Linked DNA regions of Homo sapiens: region 1 is linked to region 2. The links are chromatin contacts, found by Hi-C or POLR2A ChIA-PET in ENCODE. All regions are on one chromosome and are shown on one strand. Each heading gives the region's core, a stretch centred on a gene start or an enhancer-like site at or near the end of the contact. The rest is flanking DNA. Distances are from core to core; before and after follow the strand shown. Region 1 overlaps ETV6 (ETS variant transcription factor 6). Region 2 overlaps ETV6 (ETS variant transcription factor 6).

Evidence for each region. Hi-C counts contacts between places; a loop is a spot of excess contacts on that map. ChIA-PET counts read pairs that join two places held with the same protein, here RNA polymerase II (POLR2A). Pooled maps may share reads with other maps.
Region 1: a pooled map shows a loop between it and region 2 (3-fold over the local background). The contact joins two enhancer-like sites. A Hi-C loop is called at or near these places in 9 of 37 single-sample maps with no recorded cell type and 8 of 50 pooled maps. POLR2A ChIA-PET finds 5 or more read pairs at or near these places in 5 of 52 experiments (B cell, H1, OCI-LY7 and 2 more).

The regions. Positions count from the first base shown.
Region 1 is chr12:11,834,620-11,837,980 of GRCh38, forward strand. The region is part of intron 2 of ETV6 (ETS variant transcription factor 6); the gene reads left to right. Among named protein-coding and RNA genes, the nearest start is that of ETV6, 190 kb to the left of the region's middle. RefSeq lists an enhancer at 1,796-2,025. Within about 2 kb of position 1,837, at least 15 of the 41 ENCODE cell types and tissues checked have a DNase peak (open chromatin) inside an H3K27ac peak, as active enhancers do.
Region 2 is chr12:11,715,243-11,718,631 of GRCh38, forward strand. The region is part of intron 1 of ETV6 (ETS variant transcription factor 6); the gene reads left to right. LOC124902879 (a long non-coding RNA gene) reads left to right here. Exons shown (of 2, transcript XR_007063212.1): 1 at 1-3,136. Among named protein-coding and RNA genes, the nearest start is that of ETV6, 67 kb to the left of the region's middle. Within about 2 kb of position 2,074, at least 13 of the 41 ENCODE cell types and tissues checked have a DNase peak (open chromatin) inside an H3K27ac peak, as active enhancers do.

The DNA of each region.
Region 1 (3,361 bases), core at 587-3,086, 120 kb after region 2:
GCCATAGCTAGATTATAACTTTTCCAAGAATTAGAATATAATGAAACACACTTAAGCATTAATCTGTCTTCTGTGATTCAGAAGATCCTTCAGGAAGTTACAAAATCTCAGGGTCATGGCCATGGGCATGGAGTAATTCTGTAGAAAAAGATCCTGGCTGTAAGGTATTCTTTGGTTTTTTGGATTCAAATTAAATAGGAGCATATTGACTACATGAAACCCTGAAGGGAATAGAGATCACATACTCTAAGCCCGTCATTGTACAGATGAAGTCACTGAGCCACAGAGAAGCTGAGTGGCCTGCCCAGAATCAAATGTTAATTCATGGCAGATCTGGGAATAAAATCCAGGCTCCTGTCTCCCAACATGTTTGTCATCATTAGTTTAAGAACATCTCAGAAAGTCTGAAACAGGGTCAAAATGTACTGATGAATGTGGCTGCCCATTAAAGCATGGAATTGAAGAAATATTAGAAGTAAGTTTAAGGGCCTGGGTGTGTCACTGAAGGATATGACACAATATACTGGACCTACTCGGGAGAGGGGAGAAGTACAGTAGAATTTTTAGTAACTTTCTTAATCACAGCAGTTCACTTTCTCTGTACAAAATTCTTTTCAAATATTCTCTGAAACTAATTGGCATTAAAAATGCTGATCTTAGTAAATGGCCCTCAAGAGGCACGCTATGCGCACAGGGAATAGTATAATATAGGTGCAGAGTAATGGTCTCTCTCCTTCTCTCCTTTTTTTCCTTTTCCTAATGATCATTAACATCTATATTCTTTGACTTTGTTGAATTAAAGTTGCAAGAGATGGCCGTAAATAAAGCAAGTTATGTATGTGCCTCCCTCATTCTGCCCATGCAGCTTCTGTTCCATTTGCAGCTGTGAGCCGTGTAAGACTCTCAAGACCAAGCACCCATGAGTGCCTGGGAGCAAGTAGCCTGTGAAGGGAGGACTTTATTCCTGGATGCATTAAAAGCAGAGTCCCACCTACACCTCCCTCCTCTTCCCATTTATAAATCTACTTCTCCAGGGATCTACAGATTTTTTGGCTATATTTTTAGTCTGTTGATAATTTGAGAAAGTCTCCAAGGATCTAAGTCTTGGATGGGTAGGAGTCAATTCACTCAGTCTTTTTTGAATCCCTAATGGATGTTCAAAACCAGTCTCAATTCTGGATCTGGATGGGACATGCATGTCGAAGTACAGTGTGATGGATAAGAGCACAGATTCTGGAACCAGATTGCCTGGGTTCAGATCTCCGCTTCTGTCATTACTAGGGTTATGTGACCTTGGGCAAGTCCCTTAAATGCGTTGGGCCTCAGTTTCCTAATCTGAATCCCTATCATAGGGTTGTGTGAGCATGCAGTTGAATGAGCTAATATCTATTCATATAAAGTGCTTAGAGCAGTACTAGGTGCATAGTAGTGCTTAGTAAATGACTATTAAGTAAATTAAATCAGCCTGATTAGAATTGCCTCCAGGTGCAAGGCTCTATCCCATTTAGACACGCTAACACACAAGGTCTTAAGGGCTTTAGGTTTAAGGAAAAGGGGCTTTTTCCCCCCTCAATTCTACACCACAACCTTTTTATTCTATTGAATTACAAAGGAAATAACAGTGGGACTTGACTTTGAACACCAAAGTTTATCCAGCCTCTTTCCAGCTCGGTGAACGTGTCCACCTACTTCACTCTTTATGCTAAAGGAAGAGCAGCGACGCTGATAAATGTATTGAGTGGCCTCGAGCAGGTGGCTTGCTCTGTCAAGATCACTTTTGTATGACTGCTGGGATCACCACAGTCTCCCCTGTAACTTGCTGGGTTCCTCTTGTACATAAGCCGAGGGCATTTGCATCGGTTCCTGGTGAGGGGGTTTCCACACGGTGGCCCTGGTTGCTTCAGGGGCTGGGCTGTGGGAGACATTAATGGGAAGTGAAAAGAGAAACTGTTGTGCTTAACCGGCAGAGCTGTTTGGAGTGTGACTCTTCTTGTATTTAGGGAAAAGATTACTCATGAGTATTTTCTTCCATAGAATATAAAGAACCTCAAATTACTACTTGCATCCCCCACCCCCTTCTCACCCACCTCCCTCCGTTGCAGCGTGTCCTCTGCAGAAACTTCAGCATTTTACTCTCAATTCCCCTCCCAAGCAGGATTCAGTTCTGTATTTGCTTTGGGGCCCATGTTTCCAATAAGCCACCCTGTACTTTTTCCTGTTTCTGCCTGAGCATCTTCTGCTCACTGGACCTCTCACCTCCAGGCACCTTCCTAGGCCTGAGGAACCAGACCTTCACATGTGTCCCCTAATGGGAACTCCCTGTGTGAAGGAGAGGAAGGTCCATAATAACAAATCGCAGCGCCATTCTTGTTCAAAGGTGACACCATTGACAGTAAGGAGTTAGGTTTAAGGTTTTTACCAGTTCAAAAACTGAGATTTTGCTGAGTAACCCTCACTGCCACTCCCACCTCCCTGTGATTCTAGATACGTGTTTTCAAGGTCATTGGAGAGAGCTGGTACTTCCCATATCCATGGACTGTTTTTAATAGGCATCACTTTCTGGCCAGTCAGGAGTCAAAAACAAAAACTTTTAGTGGCTGTATTTTATTCTAAAGATCATAAAGCAGTAATGCACCATAAATTATTATTTGAAATTCTAATTTGTTTCCATGTGAAAAAAAAATTATCCTAAAAACACCAAGAAAAAAGCTCTTAAATGCTCATCTCTAATGATTTCCAGTGCCCAGTAGTTCTTTTTTTGGTGCACTACAAAAAAGGAATTTTGGTTTTGAGGGGACTTCCACAGGTTTAGAGGAAGCCAACTACCATTCCTCAAAACTACACTTTGCAAAGGAGCCACTTGGAAGACAATCATGCCCAGAGGCCCTGGACATTTTCCAGGGCATTTGAGCCGTTTGTTCCCCACTTCAGCAGGTAGGAAGAGCAGCCCCATATAGCAAACCAGATTGTTCTTTGGCATGCCTGGTTTAGGATGAAAGGTAATTTTTTCCAGGATCAAACTGAGGGACACTTTTATAACACACTTGTGAAGTCTTCGTAGCAAGTTTAAGTAACTTATAGTGAGAGACGGAAGCTCCTCTTAGCAACACTGATGCCATTGCTCTGTTTGAGCTATTGATTCACACCATGTGATTTTAGAGAATGAAGATCCATTGAACATCCAGCTTCTTCTGACCCAGCAGTTCTTAAATTTGGTCTCATGTCTCCTTTTGATTCTTAAAAATTAATGGAGACCCCAAAGAGCTTTTGCTTATATGGGTTATAGTTATCTGTAGTTACCATATTATTACATAAATTAAACCTGGGTATTTACAAAATATTTATGAATTTAGCAAGTAAA
Region 2 (3,389 bases), core at 824-3,323:
GCATTCGTCTTTTCTTAGAGCCTTGAGTGGAGATGGACCCTAGTGATTATTTATTTTGACTGCTTTATTTTGAAGATGAAGAGAAGGAGGCCAAGGTATGAAATGATTATCAGAACCAGGAATGCAACTTGAGGTCACCATTACTAGATACATAGTGAGTGCCAGGTGGTTTAAATACTCATTATCACCTTCAATCCTCACAACCATTGTATGAAACAGGGATGCTATGTTTATTTTAGGGATGAGAAAACCCAAAACTCAAGGAGGTAACTCACCCAAGGTTTTGCAGCTAGTAAGTGGTACAGCTGGGATCCAAACCCAGGTGTGTCCCAGCTACGCTGTGCCATCTACTCCTCTGCCCTGCTGCTTTCCTAATCAGTACTCCCTGATGCTGCTGAGGAAGAGTCGAACTTATAGAGGTCACACATTGTTTTCCTTGTTTTTGGATGCAGTTTTGTTTTCTTTGATAATCATAAATTGAGGATTTATGACAGCCGATTTCTCTCTGTTATTTTGGTCACAATTTCACAATGTGACCTTTGGAAGTAAGGGCTTTGAGTTCCTTAAAATAGCTAAATTGAGAGGATAAAGGAAAACTGACTCAAATCAGAGAATTTGCATCAGGTTTCTGTAGGTTTCTTATAATAATCAACAAGTATTTAGCAATTCTTTTTTCACATAAATAGAAGAGCCAAGAGAAGAACAGCGTCTTTGACCTGATGGTGTTAAGCCTGCAATCTGGGTAAAAAGGAATTTGCGGAACACTCTGGATCTGATACTGAAAAGTTGAAGAAAGCAACATCTTGCTTATTACCCTTGTGTTTAAGACCATTTGGGGCCGGGCGCGGTGGCTGACGCCTGTAATCCCAACACTTTGGGAGGCCGAGGCGGGTGGATCACGAGGTCGGGAGATCAAGACCATCCTGGCTAACATGAAAATTAGCCGGGCATGGTGGTGGGCGCCTGTAGTCCCAGCTACTCGGGAGGCTGAGGCAGGAGAATAGCGTGAATCTGGGAGGCTGAGCTTGCAGTGAGCGGAGATCATGCCACTGCACTCCAGCCTGGGCGACAGAGCAAGACTCCTTCTCAAAAAAAAAAAAAAAAAAAAAAAAAAAAAAGATCATTCGGAACCGAATATGTGAAGATCAGGGCTGTGATCTGGTGAATTGGGAGTGATTTATGCCACCCAAGCGAGTTGACCTGAACCGCTGGGGTCCATCATCCTGCTTCTGTTTCTGCACTGGCATTTGTGTTAGTATTTGGTGGAAGGTGGTTCACTTTTGGCTGAAGTTGGTGGATGTGGGCAGAGCAGGATTAGTTCCTTTCTTCTGCCCTCTCTTCTAGCAATGCTCCAAGGATGCTTTGGAAGACTCATTATTCAGAGCTGCAGCTGGACTGCCTTAGACATCTGCATTTCTCTATCTCTGAAATAAGGGACTCAAACAAGAGCATCACTCTTTTCCTTTCCAGCTCTAAAATTATGTGATTTTTCTTTCACATGGTAAGTGAAATAGTCATCTGAGCTGCTGTAGTAGGTTGAGCTTATTGTATCCCAGATCTGAGTGGTTCAACTCCATGTTCATGCTGCCCAGTTCCAAGAGCACCTCTGTGGCCTTCAAACAGTTGTACACAGTCTGTAAACTGCTCAGCCACTTCTCCCAGTCTTCTAAGCAGGCAAAGACTCCTTATCTCTTAGATCTAAAATCATTAGGTAGATTTTGATTCCAAGGGTCAAAGCACAGCATGGTAGGCAGCAAGCTCTCATCCAAGCCCGTATTTCAGCAGGCAGGCGATGCTGAGGTGCTTTAGGCCTTCAGTGCACACAGATAGATGCTTCCCCTGAGCCTCAGGGAAAGCTTTATTTTGCCCACGTTGTATTCCTTCCTGCATCGTATATGTTAATGTTGCTCTGCCACTCCAAATACAGCAGTGTCTGCTCAGTTCCATTTTCTTCCTTTTGCAAAGAGCAGGCAACCAGCTATGCCTTCCTGAGAGCAGACAAACCTGGAGCCAAGGGGGCCACATTTTCAGCTTCAATAGCAATTGCTGCAGCTCCCTTATTTCATCACCTATTAGGATGCGCAGGCGGCGCTAAGTGACACATAGCCCATAAAACATATCTGCTTCCTGCTGATTTCATGGTTCTGGAGGACAGGCTGTGCACAGGGATTCAGACAGAGTGTAGTAACAAGCAGGGGTGCTATGGAATATTCATTTATCCTAAATAAATATCTTTTTGGCAACTGCTTTTCCCTATAGTGTAATACAGTAACGCTATGGGGCATGTATACATGTGTGTGCATAAGGAACATCCGTCCATCTCTAGCTGTCATGTCTGAGAACATTAATAAAAGGCTCGACCTCATGCGCCTGCAAGTGATCACAAGACAGTTACTGAAGCATTCAAAGAAGCAATGTCTTTGTCATCTGACTCATTTTGAAAACGCATGAGAATGCTTTCCCAAGGCAATTTCTTACAAAATACACCGTGGGACATTTTTCCTATAGTTTATTGTTGTTGATGATCATCGAGAACTTTGTACCCAGAGACACTCTACACTGTGAGTGTCCCCTGATATTCCCTCCCACTCAGCCTGATCAGTGGTATCTGACCTCCAACTACTCGCTGCAACAACCCGTTCTCTAGCTGAGTGGGCCTGGACTTTGAACAGAATTAACAGCCTGGAAGTGGAGTTCTCAATCTCAACAGCCCCTTACCTCATGCAAATTTCTTTTGAGCTGAAAAGAACAAACAGAATGCCACCTTTTAAAACAACCTTCTTCGAAACATGGGGGGAAAGTCAGGTTTTATATAAATCAGAGAGATAGAAATAAGGCCCATAATAAAAAACTTGAAATAGATTTGGGAAGTTTCCGAAACTTCCAAAAACTAGTGGTCCAAAGTGGGCAATATTTTTTGTGTGCATTGAGAGGCCCTTCCTGTTTCCTTGGTCCATGCTGGTGTCTTGCCCCGTTCCAGGAACCCTGGGCTCCCCTGTGCTGAGCAGCCCCCACACCTCAGCCCAAAGCCTCACCCCTTGCCTGACCACACCCCATTTCTTTTGGCACAGCTTCCCAGACTTACAAGATGTCTTGAAGTGACTGAATGGAGTTAGTGTTCGGCAGGACTGGCTAGGTAACTACTGGGACTTGGTGCAGAATGTAGATGTAGGGCTCCTTGTTCAAAAATTAGGAAGAATTTCAAGATAGCCACAGCAGAGCATTAAAACAAACCCAGGTTGGCTAGGTGTGGTGGCACACTCCTGAAATCCTAGCACTTTGGGAGGACGAGGCAGGCGGATCGCTTGAGCTCAGGAGTTTGAGACCAGCCTGGGCAACATGACGAAACCCCATCGCTACTAAAAAAAAAAAAAAAAAAAAATTAGTTG